Regions from separate parts of the Homo sapiens genome. Here regions 2, 3 and 4 are each linked to region 1. Evidence: chromatin contacts called from ENCODE Hi-C or POLR2A ChIA-PET data. All regions are on one chromosome and are shown on one strand. Each heading gives the region's core, a stretch centred on a gene start or an enhancer-like site at or near the end of the contact. The rest is flanking DNA. Distances are from core to core; before and after follow the strand shown.

Region 1 (3,218 bases), core at 463-2,962:
CATCTGACCTCAGCCAACCCACACATACACATGTTAAGTAAATGCTTATTGTTGTAATCACTGAGTTTGTGTGTGTGTGTGTGCATGTGTGCGCACGTGTGTGTGTTTTAACTGAGCATCATTGTGGTCACAGCTAAATAGCATTACAAGAAAGACAGATGCTTACTTTCCTGCTAGTCTAGAATCTAAGAGGATATGAAACCAGAGCTACAGCTGTGGTCACCACATAGAACTTGAAGATGAAGTGTGCAGACTGAGGACAGCTGAGCTGAAATCGAGTCCCGCTCACATTGAGCTCTCAATTTAGCCTGGTCTAATGCCAGTTCTGCCTCTGATCTTGTTTATATGAGCCAGTAAATTCCTTTTGTATTGCTGAAATCAGATGGATTTGGCTTTTTCTATCCAACTTGCAATCAGAAGAATCTTAACTAATACCAAAGTATACAGGTAACCAATGATAGAAATAAATTCATAAAAATGAGAAGAGAGGGGTGGGGGAGTGGCGTACACAAAATAATTTCTCATCTTACACGGCATGGACAACATAATGTTCAATTCAGTAAATCAAGAAATATAAATATAGGCATGTTTTATGGAGATGATCATGGGAAAGGACTGAAATAAGAAATAAAGTTGGTTTTACTGGGACAGAGAATATGACCAAGGGATGAGGTGTTCATTTTTTTTTTTATCTTATGGAGATCTGTGGTGTCCCATGGGTGGCCACTAGCAGCAGTTGGTCATTTAAATTTAAATTAATTAAAATTTAAAATGCAGCCTCTTGTTCACAGTAGCAGCATTTGTAGTGCTCAACAGCTAGCTACATGTGGCTAGTGGCTACTGTACTAGATTGAACAGATATTGAATCTGTCCATCACCATCACCGCAGCAAGTTTAGTTGGACAACGCTGTAGTGGAGTGTCAGGAGTCACTGTGTAAAGTCAATGAATCAAACAACAGAAGTTTAAATACATCATTCAAAATTGCCCCATCACGATTTCATGGTACAGGCCCTGGAGGAAAAACAGCTTAGTTTCCTTTCAAATCCCAGCTCTGATACTTACAAGTTACTGAACCTTGGGTAAGTCACATTGATCTTTCTGTACTTCAATTCACTTATCAGTAAAATGGCAGAATACATGCAGACCTTTCTCACAAGGTTGCTGTGAGAATTAAATAACCAAATATATGTAAGTTCTTATATTTTGTGCCCAGCATGTGGTAAACATTCAATATTTACTTTTTATTTTCTATCCTTCTCTAAGTTAATTTTATTTTACCATATGCACATAGTTTAAATAAACTATGTATATATGAGATTTATAAATCAGTATTTAAATATAAATATAATATTTAATTTTTATCTCTCATATACAGTATATGTACATATACATATATCTCAGCTCCAGTTCATGGGATTATAGATGCTTTCATTTTCTTCTTTGTACATTTCTATAGTTTCCAAATTTCTGTATTGAACATGTATTATCTTTATCACCAGAAAAAAAAGTTTTTACTTTTAAAGATACCAACATATTTTGAGATGAACAGTGTTCTACATCTGGATCATTTGCTTTTGCTGATTTAGTCCACAGGGGCCCATTACATAATCTGTTGTTAGCCAACTGGGGCTTCATGACCTCTTTCCTGGGCTATTACAAAATCCTCCTGGCTGGTCCCCTTCCCTGTCCAGCTCTCTCCCAGCCTCCCTGTGCTGTCTCCACAGTGCTGCCAGAGTGATCCTTCCACAGCACAACATTTATAACACTCCCCTGCTTAAAACCTGTCAGCGTTTTTCTGTCCTTTACAAGTTAACTGCCCAGTCCAAGGCATGCCCCACCAAAGCCTTCTTATTCTAACCTTGCCTGCCTTTCCAGTCTTTTAACCCCCCACCAAATGTATCCAAGTCTCCACCCACAAACCACAAGGAGGAACATTCTTCTACCCCTTCTCCATTTCCAGTTGGAAGTCCCATTTATCCCACAAGATGTGCCTAACTTTGCACTAATCTCCAAAAGCAGAGCTCAGAGCTCCCACTCCAATCAGCACCACTGTCTCAGAGCCTGTTCTACTGAACAGCAATTATTTGTTTACATTCCAGACTCACCCTCAAGTATGCGCTCCTTGAGGGTGTGGCATCTTTGCCTTCCTGTGTCCAGCCCAGAAATTGACACCAAATAGTGCTTAATAAATGGTTGTTGCACGGATTCAGGAAGAAATTGTTTTAATTAAGATAGTAAATGTTCACTGCAGAAAATTAGAAAGTCTAGATAAATCAGAAGCAAAGAAAAAAAAACATGAAGCACATGTAATACCACCTCTCAGTAACATCAACACCTTGGTATATGTCCACAAGCTAGATTAGAGGTTCTCAAGCTTTCTTGGTTCATGGCACTCTCAGTGTTTCCGTAAATTTGTCTAGCATTTTAGACCAAAATAAATTATGTTTATTATGTAGTTTAGTCCAAACACCTTAATGGTAGTATGTAGTTCCCAGTGTCCAAAGGTGTCACTGTGTTTCCCTAGAAATTTTAGAATATATTGGGATGGGTGTTGCTGTGAATTCACCATAGTGCCCCAGGATTCCTTGGCACACAGTTTGGGAATTACTGGTCTAGACCTTCTAAAAGGATCTTTTAAAATACAATACATTGTCATATTGTACAGACTTTTGTTAACCAATGATTTGTATTTAATAAGAAGTAATACATGACTTTCCTGCTTGGTAACTGCTTATCTACCAATAGCTAATATTTGATAAGTACCTGGTAAGTTCCCTATGAGGAAGGTGTAATGCTACATCATTATCTTCATGAAGAAGCTGAGACACTGAGTTGTACATGAACAGCAAGGTATACGTTTAAAAAGGAAAAAATGAAAAAAGAAACTGAGGCACTGGCAATTTAAGAAACTTTACCAATATCTAACAGGTAGTAAGTTCACAATCAGGCTGCAAACCCAAGAAATCAAGTTTTAGAATCCGTACTCTTTTAACCTTCACAGCATCATTTAAATGGGGTGTGAGGCTACAATGGTGTTCTATGGTAAAGATGTATTACAACTTACTTAAATCATATCCCAAATATTAGACATTTAAATTGTTTCCAAGTTTTCACTATTTTCAACAATCTTGAAATGAACATCTTTATGGCTACATACTTTCATATTTATTTCCTTGGAGAAAAAAATCTATAGAAGTAGAATTTCTTTGTCAAAGA
Region 2 (3,218 bases), core at 187-2,686, 490 kb after region 1:
CTTGTAAGTCATAATTACCAATCATTTACTCTAAGACCATAAATGCTTTTTGGTGACTTAACGGATAACTAACACTGTTAGTCGATGGATGAAGGTACTGCTCATATATGGGAAAATTTATTCTAGTCCAAACTTTAGGAGTTCATCTGTCAGATATTTTATGCCTCTATTCTTTTAATGATTCATTTACCTGCATAATATTTGTATTCAGAACTGCGGTGTTTCTAGCCAACGGCAGAATGCTCAGCTGAATTATCTTTTTCTTTCACAGCATAACAGAGTGGAGCACAGTCAAATTGAAGATGGCCTTCACTACACTGTCAGAATTAGATTGTCTGGCAAATGATCCAGGCCTATTTCTCAAACCCACATGTAATGTTCTGACTACCAACGTGCCCGTAGAGTCATTAACAAGCATCCTAAAACATGCTGTACATATTTAAATGATTAGGAGAGGAGTATGGATGATGAGGCTGTTTCTAATGGTGCTTCAGCTTTTATCAATTATGCAATGCAACACAGATGTGAGCCTTCACCTTTGTTTTTTGTGTGCTGCTAAAGTGCACTCCCTTTTAAAGCAGTGTTTATTTCCTTTTATCTAGCTTAAGCTCAGTGCTTGGGCAAGGGGGTTGTTCCAATGCAGACAATCCGAAGGATTCAACCTTGGCAAATCACCTTTGGCGAGGCAATTTCTGAAGAAGCTCATTTTACCCAGGACTCAGTTGTGCAACGTTATGCAATAACTGTTTGGGGCCAGTTGGTAGTAATAACAATTACCGTTTCCCTCACCCTGCTAAGATCTGTATTCAGAAATTGCCGAGAAGGCCGGGTGCGATGGCTCACGCCTGTAATCCCAGCACTTTGGGAGGCCTAGGCTGGCGGATCACCTGAGGTCAGGAGTTTGACACCAGCCTGGCTAACACGGTGAAACCCTGTTTCTACTAAAAATACAAAAAATTATTCAGGTGTGGTGGTGAGTGCCTGTAATCCCAGCTACTTGGGAGGCTGAGGCAGGAGAATCACTTGAACCGGGGAGGCAGAGGTTGCAGTGAGCCGAGATTGCACCATTGCACTCCAGCTTGAGCAACAAGAGTGAAACTCCATCTCAGAAAAAAAAGAAAGAAAGAAAGAAAGAAATTGCCCAGAATTGAGACACTGAGGTCCCCAAGCCCAATCAAGGGGCTAGGTATCAAACCACTGATAAGAGTCTGAGCATCTGGAAGGTAAGATTCATGCCTTTACTGTTCCTACAGCATTTCATCCTCTGGTGCTCAGTTAACACTGTAACTGACACGCGAAAAGGGCAGGTGCACGGTGGGTTATTTTCAGACTTCACATCTGTGTGGCAGTTACACTTCTGAGCCTATAGATTAATTCAGCGCAACCGGTTCCAACCCTTTCTAGCTTGTTGTTGACACGAGGCTTGCATGGTCTCAGAAGGTCTCAAAGCTATCGATAACCTAGGTTAGGCTGTTGCCCAAGAGAAAAGCCTCAAAGGAAATGACTTAACTGTGGTATACACTAGCGGTACCCAAGTCAATGTTAGGTGGTACATGGATAAACATATTTTTTATTTTAAGGATTATATATTTACCTTCACCATTAATTATAGCAAGTGATACAGGTTTTCCATTTACAGTGATGATATAAAATTTCCTACTTAAAGTTCTTTAAATTAAAAAGCAATTAATTTAAAGAAAAATTAAGTAAATAATAAAACAGTGTTATTGGTATGGCAAGAACTATAAAGTTGCTTTATAAATGACTAAAGTCTAGGATATCCTGATTTAAGGCTTAAGAGTTTAATAATGCTACCATGTATCAAGTGCTTTATGGCACCAGAAAAATGTCCATAAGCACCTGGGATTCTATATGTTATTAAATCCTACAGTATCCCTATCAGATAGATTTATTATACCCATTTTACAGATGAGAAAACTGATACTCTACAACTTGCCGAAGGGCATAAAGCTAGAGATTGGGGATCCAGAGTGCTAGTCTATGTCTGCCAGACTTTTAGTCCCTTACCACTACATTATGTTGCTGCCAAGTACAAGATTTAAGGTCTAATCATCCATCCATTCATCCAACATACCTACGGAGCACCTATGATATACCTAACAATGTCCTGGATTAAAAGAAGGGGGCCCTCATTTCCTTCCCTTCAAGTAGCCTAATCTAGTAAATGGCAGATGAGATCTTGGTCAGAGGGGAAAAAAAAGGGCTTCTCATCTTGGGCTTCAACTCATGCTCAAGGAGGCAGGCTACATTTTGGCCAAAAACAATATGCAGAACTCCCTACTTAAAAGACAAAACTCATAATCTTATAAATATTTAGAATATTTATAAGTGAATATTTAGAATATTTTATAAGTGAGCAGGAGACTGATTCCTATAATAAACACATTGCTGTTAAAAGAGGCAAAAGGCTTCCAAAAGAATCCTTAGGCAAGTCTCATTTTATGAAAACCCTATATATAAAAATTAAGCCATAGAAAATGTGTTTCCATTACAAAACGTGCTCCACTTTACCAAAAGGAGTTTCAGTAGGACTTCCTACTGTTGTGAGCTTCCTTGGAGCTTTCTAAAGAGAAAGTAACTACTGAAGACATTACTGTACGTAGTATTTCCATGCTGTCCAGACAGTAGAGAATGAATATTACCTATTGTCTCCTGTTGTCAAAATTTATAATTTGAAAATATAAAAGAAAAATATATGAAATAAGACAGTCATGCCCTTCCTTCCTACACATTCATGAAAAAAGAAACCCTCCAATCTGAAAGAGGAAACCCACCAACCAAGCGGGTAGACACACATCATCCTTGTTTTCCTTCTTCACAGCATAATGGTTCTGTGTTCTTAAAGGAAATCATCCAGCAGTCCTTAACAAGGAGTTCATGGACCAACTTCAGGAGGGGGCTGTTCATGAGTGTCCTCAAATGTCATTCAAATTTTGTGGATGTAAACGTTTTCTGGGTAGACAGTCCATAGGGTTCTTTGGATTCTCAAAGTCATCCATGCTGCCCTCCCAAGTTATAGCCCCACTAGACTAGGTGACCAACCACCTGTCCTCCCTATCACACGTGCATGAACTATTAGGAAAATACAGTAAATAAAACTTAGCTGAGATGCCTGAGTGGCTTCTTGGGGAGAACAGTAACTGGTAATTGGGCATTTAAAAGGGTATATCATAACCTTTAAAATCATCATCAATACC
Region 3 (3,218 bases), core at 183-2,682, 460 kb before region 1:
TCAGAGGAAGGAACTGTGCTGGGTGTCACACTTTATAAAACGTTAACTAGCTCTTCCTCTGACATTATGAATCTGATATGATTTGCAGAGACAGTGGGGCCAAACGAACAGAAAATTCATTCCAGCCTAACATTCTTCTCTTCCATTTAGCAAGTGTCTTATTACTAAAGTTTATTTCTCTCAAAACTTGGTCTCTGTGTGGCCAGTTGGTTTTGTTCTGTCCCATGGGACCAACCAGGCTCTTAACCTGACCCTGCACTCTGGCACTCAGGGACCAAAAAGAAGGAATGATGTATGCTCCCAGTAAATAATAGTGTGTAGATTCCAGTAAAACAGTTCAGAGAAGGGTCTTGTGAAAATGGGGCTGGAGAGGAATTGTCTTGATGTGAGAAAGGTAGCATGCATAGGGTGGCTGTTGGATATCAGTGTTTTCCAGAAACAAATGGTGTAGTGGAACCATCAAAGGACAATGCTGAACTCAACTCTTTCTTGAAGTCATAGGAGGTGGGACATTTGTGTCTTGAAAGAAGATTACATTAAGCCTGTTGCCTATTCCTTCTCTCCTTCCAGAGCTATAAGTTGGTGCTGTTTGCCAGGGTTGGTGTCTACAGAGGGCCAGGGGAATTCCAAGCGAGGGACTCAAGGAGAGCTTCTTGGACTCCTCAAGGTAAGAGACGTGGTGAGATACTTGAGGATTTCTGGTTCCCATTCTAGTGCCTGCAGCATTAAAGAGCCAACAAGGACTTAAGACAGAAGCCCATGCCAGGAGTAAAGCATGTAAAATAGACTCAAAATTTGTCTGTGCCAAACCTCTTAGGAATGGAGTATCTGCTTAATGAAGGAGAACCCATCCATATACTTAGGAGTTGGAACACCAATATATGAGAGTTCTCAACCTATGGGAACTCTAAAAGTGCTCTTAAATTTGAATTCCCTCCCTTCCATTCTGGCCGAGACTTGGCCCCTAGGAAAATAGCAAAGTGCAAAGGTGTTGACTCTAGTCAGTTAATAGATCCACTAGTGTTTCTGCATTACTCACTGTTAGTCACCAAGCATTCACTAAGCATCCACTGTGAGCATGAACAGGACTACAGGCTGTTAGTTGTGTCATTTGCTGATGTGTCTGCCCTCTTCTACTGCTCCTACTTCCAACGTCTATGTAATATTTTGTATCTCCTGACAATGCAGCTGGGTTGGGTACTAACAAAGAAGGCCAGAATGAGCTCAAGGGTATTGCATTATTGCTGGAAGAGTGTTCCCATTAATAAAAGCTGGCATTGTGTAATGTCATTCACATATTACTGTACATGAGATGATGCAATGTGATGCTGGCCTTTGATTCACCCAGAGCTTAATGGGAGAATGAGACTGGTCATTCCAAATCCCTGAATTTTTACCACTGAGAATCATAAAATATTAGAGCTGGGAGGGACTTTAGAGAATAGCTCACCCAACCTCCTTTGTTTTACCAATGGGAAATCTGAGGCTTATGTTATTCTTTGTTGAATGTACCAACTGGAATCTGGCCAAAGTGCCTGTTTCTACTCACAAATGTAACGTTTGGAAACAGATTGGGTCCTGTGCCATCTGCTACCATCCTTGGTAGACTAGAAGACTAGGAATCCAGAATAGTTCCAAACCGTCTATGCACTTCATCTACATTATTAGCATCCCGGTTCCAGAAATTCTCTCCCTGAGGGTACTAGTATGTGGCACAAAGGCAGGGAAAATAAAAATAATTCTTGTTTTCTTATAATTTCATCTGATTCATCACTGCATCAAGGTGAGCTCGCTAATCTTAGATCTCAGATCTCCAGGGCATGGGCCCAGCCCTCTTTGATACAGAGCTATGAAGGCTGTCCAGCTTTGGTAGCAATCTCAATGGCATGTTTTTGTTGGACCATTTAAAAAATGACACAGTCCCCATTGGAGCTTGCACCTGTGTGTTTGTCTACCTTCTGCTGTATCTCCTTAATAGGGGAGGCAGGTAGTCTACCTGTTTAGAATGAGTTCAGGCTACGTAGTCTACACAGCATCAAGATATGGAATGTGTAGTTCACAATTCACTTTTGCCTGAATTATTTGTGTAATTGTGGAATGGGTTAGAAAGGGCATTTTAAAGAGTTATTCTTGGCTGTGGTAGGCTTTGTTCAATGGAAACATGTTTGGCTCTGTGTGAGCTGGCCTAACAGAGAAGTCATGGACAACATCCTCTTTCTTAGGAAAGCTTTCAACTGAAGAGTACTGCAAAAATCTTGGGGACACAGAGCCAAATGAAGCTGTTGACCCAGGGTTGGCCATCACAAGTGTTTTGTAGCCAAGGAAAAATTTGCCTGGGATCAAGATGCTTAGCAGGACTCCTGAGAGTGCCAGAAAGGAGACTGGAAATTAGTAGAAGTTGCTTCTGTTTTTGAGAAGGGCCCTTCTGTGTTTACATAATACAGAGTTTTTGAAATAGAAACCCCTGGCCAGAAAGTTAGAGGCCAAGAGAAGAAATAGAAATTAAATGAAATTCTTCCTTCGGCCTCCCCCTCATCTCTGTAAAAATAGACAGAGACTTCCTTTTCCACTTACAGATGGGGAGGGCACTGTTTTGCAGTTAGAGCTGAGTTGTGAGGTTGAGGCAAGCTGGGTTGGTGTTCGAAGAGAATTACCATCTCTTCGAATTGAAACCCATACCCTAAAGGGTCTTTGGATTGGGAAATAGTGCAACCTCCCCATGCATAAGAGTAGGAGGCACTCCATTTAACTCTAGAACACCATTTTTTGGCAAGCCTAGCATCTAGGCTTAACTTAGCTACACCCTTCTCCTACTTTATTAGAAGCTGGGCATTGAAACTTATCCCTGCCACCTACTAGAGAGAGAGCAAAGAGTATCAGAATGGTCTTTTGAAGGATCTGGTATATTCAAGAGACAAACGCACAGTTTTGTTTTCATTCATTCACTTGCTTAATAAACATTTATTCAACTTCTGCCTCTCCTAATCTGTGTGATTTGCCATGTTTGTGGAGAATGGAATATGAAATTACTGAGTCTTGGCCATCCACGATCTTTCACACTAGGCAGGGAGATAAGACAGACCCACAAATAATGATAATAAGCAGTGAAATGTAACAAGCTCCTCAAGAAAGACGGAATGAAAGGTTATAGAAATTCAGATTAGAGGAGGACCTAGCTGAGCTGAGGAGGGAAGGCTTCATGGTGGAAGTGACAGTAG
Region 4 (3,218 bases), core at 462-2,961, 420 kb after region 1:
TAAGGAGCAGACAGAACAAGATTAACATCTGAAGCTAGAATAATCAGCAAAAGTCACGATTCAATGTTTCAATACATTTAAGATTTTATTCACTGTTATGGAGGGTAGTCATGTAAAAACGTTATATATAGTTATATATACACATTACACACATATATATATATATAATGTTATAATAGTATCTAAAAATTTTTCTTAAGCTGAGGTCTCCCTTCTGTAAAATTCAAATCTGGTAATCATTGACTCAAGGCTACTAAATGGCCCTGATGAAGATGTTATTTCATTAACTTTCTTAACTAAGATGTCAAAGTAAATGTTAAGCTTTGACAACAGACTGGAGAAGAGACAGAAAGAGAGAGAGAGTGAGAATGGAGAGAGAGAGGGGAAGGAACTAGCTAATTATTTATTTCATGACTTGTTCTCTCCTGCTGTCAATATGGGTCGGGTATAATGTAAGCCATTTTCATCATCCAGTACAAACTGAATAGGAGAAAATGGAGCTGGAGTGATTTTAGTTGCTTGGAAGTAGACACTTCTTAATCTCCAACTATTGAGTAAGTTAATGGTCTGACTTTTTGGACATTTCATCTGAGAATAAATAGAGAGGTCAGTTACAGTCAGGCCTAAATGCAGGGGCATAGCCTCATTGGCTTTGCCAACCTGCTTCAGGTCCCATTTATGACAAAATATGAGATTATTCATTGAAGACTGGCATTCCAATAAGCCCAGAAAAGTTGAACAGAACAAAAAGGTTTGAACTCTGGGGGCAGGGAGGAGAAACATTCTTTCCGCAATCATTCTTAGCACCAAAAAACCATCAGGCATCACTGAGAAGGCGGCTGCCCGGTGCTCAGTTTGCCCTGTGTCCCATCCTCCCAAACAACTTGTTATAGTAGCCAAAATCAAAGCTGATTCCCTCCACCTCCTCACTTTTTGATTCCTGTGGCAGCAGCAACACAGAAACCTAACTAGACATTAACAGCCCTCCAAACACTACATGCCAATCAAAAGGCTGCACACACATGGTAAAATGGGTTCCTATGGTAAAAATAAAAGAGCAACAATGGTGGCTATAGAAAGAAGCTTAGGAAATATTTTCTTTTCTTAGAAGGCAGTAGTTGCTGTAGCATTTAAGGCAGTAACATGCAGAAAGGCTTAGACCAAAATTTCTGCAACATCAATGAAACATGCAATCAATATCATACATTCTACTGTATCATACTTATATTGTACTAATTTTGATGAAATGATTGGGCGGTTTCAACCTATGTACCACGAAGCAATCTGCACACCTCTGGTATGTTTCTGATATCTAACTATAGAAGTATTTGTCTTTGTCCTCCAAACTCTTTTATAGCACATGGTATGCATATTTCAGCATCCAACATTATTAACTCATGAGCAACTGTCAGTTGATGGTTATCTAACACATGGGGTCTGCACAAAAGGGATCCTTATTTGGGCAAAAGCTCTTGTCTGCACCAGTCTGTCTATATTTTCCCTCAGAATAACTTTATTTGGATCATTATTCGCTGTTAGTGGAAACTCGGAGGCTGCATGTATGGCAATCGGAAGGTGGAGAAATAAATCCTTAACAAGTTCAAACACTTAGCTGATATTAAAACCATTTCTAGCTTTGTTAGCTGAAAGCAAACGCTCCATTGCCCTCTCGTGGTGAGTCGATGGGATGCGGTGGGACGACCAAAAAAACCCGCAGAAACTAACAAAAGAGTTTACTCCAATACAGGTGACAACATTCATCTTGGATAGAAACAGCCACAAATGACAACCTTATGTTGTTTTATATGTTTTAGAATTTACATTTTCAGCCCTCTTATGTGGAGATTGGACAAGGTGGGGTAGGTGGGGTTTGTAATATGGAAATTAGAACTTTGTCTTTCTGCAATACAATGACTTCACTATATTTACAACCATAGCTGCTATATATGTGGCAAATTGATTTTTATGAGATTTAGAAACTTAAAAAAATCATGCTCACATTTTAAAAGCTCCTTTAAACCAAAAATAGACTGATGTTCCAACTGGTTTGGAATTATAGGAACCAAGGAAAGAAGTCTGAATAATTCCCTAATATGGAAGAAAAACTGGCTTTTTTTCTTTTCTTTTTTTTTTTTTAAATAAGGAACAGTTTGTTTCTGACAATAGGCAACATGTGGGACTTATAGAACCAAGTATAGGTACAGAATTTATCTTTCTATATTGTCTAAAAATAAAATTTTAAAAAATTCTGAACTCCAAATTTAATAGTCAGTTACCCAATTGGGTATTTATCTTTTAAAAACACCATTTAAAATTTCTGCTGTATGCCTTTCAACAATTTCCTGCCTAACAGGCCCATCCCCAGAAAGCAAACAAACCTGGTATTAAAACAGACTGAAGAGCTTAAGAGAAAGCTGGGGGAGAAGTCAGGGCAAAGTACATGAGAACATAAACTACTTTTTTAAATCTTACTACCAGTAAATGTACCATTTTTCTCTTTTATGTGTCTTCTCTTCAGATAAAAGCCACTCCTCCAACCAGCATTACAGAAATGCTCTGTATTTTTATAATATGATTTTAGGGGCAGATTAATCTCAAATTGGCTTTTCCACTCAAATGTGGAAGTTCAGTTTTGCAACAACAGTTGTTTGATTTTGTCTTTGAATTAGCAAAGTTCTTAAAGTAATTTTACTATAAAATTAAACAGCTGGGAGTTCTTTAGCAAAACATGACAACTCTTGTTCTTCTTTGTACTATTGTGCAAGCTGAAATACCCTTTCTTTCATGTCTTTATATTCCAAAATGAATTCCCTAGTTACCCTTGTTTAGCTTTAAGAAAAATAATAAAGAAGGGGGGCGGTTTTTGCTGACCTCTGAAATTCACAGGCTTTTAAGCACAGGGCGTTTACACAAGGTGCGTTCTCAAAGGGCTTTTGTTTAATTCCTATTATGGAATGAAAAATGATATTTTGCCCCAATACAATGCCAATCTTTGTGTACGGCAAAGCTGTTGACAAGTATTTCTGTGGAGCAAGGCATCTTATGCCGATTTCGCAGATGGGAAAACTGAAACATCTCTAAATGGTGAGGAAATATGGGACTAAGATGTTCATAGAGGCTGGAATTAAATTTAGAATTTGACTCTTAGCCCAGGACTCTAACCATGTGAGGGCCCTAACTCTCTGGAATCAACAGAAGGGCAATTTTAAAACATTCTT

What was found. A loop is a pair of places that touch in the nucleus more often than their neighbours do. ChIA-PET counts read pairs that join two places held with the same protein, here RNA polymerase II (POLR2A). Pooled maps may share reads with other maps.
Region 2: a pooled map shows a loop between it and region 1 (3-fold over the local background). The contact joins two enhancer-like sites. A Hi-C loop is called at or near these places in 1 of 168 maps with a recorded cell type or tissue (OCI-LY7), 1 of 37 single-sample maps with no recorded cell type and 2 of 50 pooled maps. POLR2A ChIA-PET finds 5 or more read pairs at or near these places in 1 of 52 experiments (OCI-LY7).
Region 3: a map with no recorded cell type shows a loop between it and region 1 (2.0-fold over the local background). The contact joins two enhancer-like sites. A Hi-C loop is called at or near these places in 3 of 37 single-sample maps with no recorded cell type and 1 of 50 pooled maps.
Region 4: a map of OCI-LY7 shows a loop between it and region 1 (3-fold over the local background). The contact joins two enhancer-like sites. A Hi-C loop is called at or near these places in 1 of 168 maps with a recorded cell type or tissue (OCI-LY7), 15 of 37 single-sample maps with no recorded cell type and 5 of 50 pooled maps. POLR2A ChIA-PET finds 5 or more read pairs at or near these places in 1 of 52 experiments (B cell).

What each region holds. Positions count from the first base shown.
Region 1 is chr10:62,453,710-62,456,927 of GRCh38, reverse strand. It overlaps a transcript of ZNF365 not described here. Among named protein-coding and RNA genes, the nearest start is that of ZNF365, 81 kb to the right of the region's middle. Within about 2 kb of position 1,712, at least 9 of the 41 ENCODE cell types and tissues checked have a DNase peak (open chromatin) inside an H3K27ac peak, as active enhancers do; they include OCI-LY7, where a contact is called at or near this core.
Region 2 is chr10:61,959,654-61,962,871 of GRCh38, reverse strand. All of the region lies in intron 3 of ARID5B (AT-rich interaction domain 5B), which reads right to left. Among named protein-coding and RNA genes, the nearest start is that of ARID5B, 60 kb to the right of the region's middle. Within about 2 kb of position 1,436, at least 4 of the 41 ENCODE cell types and tissues checked have a DNase peak (open chromatin) inside an H3K27ac peak, as active enhancers do; they include OCI-LY7, where a contact is called at or near this core.
Region 3 is chr10:62,914,410-62,917,627 of GRCh38, reverse strand. It overlaps LOC107984012 (a long non-coding RNA gene), which reads left to right. Exons shown (of 5, transcript XR_001747465.2): 3 at 571-667. Among named protein-coding and RNA genes, the nearest start is that of EGR2, 100 kb to the right of the region's middle. Within about 2 kb of position 1,432, at least 3 of the 41 ENCODE cell types and tissues checked have a DNase peak (open chromatin) inside an H3K27ac peak, as active enhancers do.
Region 4 is chr10:62,037,289-62,040,506 of GRCh38, reverse strand. All of the region lies in intron 4 of ARID5B (AT-rich interaction domain 5B), which reads right to left. Among named protein-coding and RNA genes, the nearest start is that of ARID5B, 140 kb to the right of the region's middle. Within about 2 kb of position 1,711, at least 25 of the 41 ENCODE cell types and tissues checked have a DNase peak (open chromatin) inside an H3K27ac peak, as active enhancers do; they include OCI-LY7, where a contact is called at or near this core.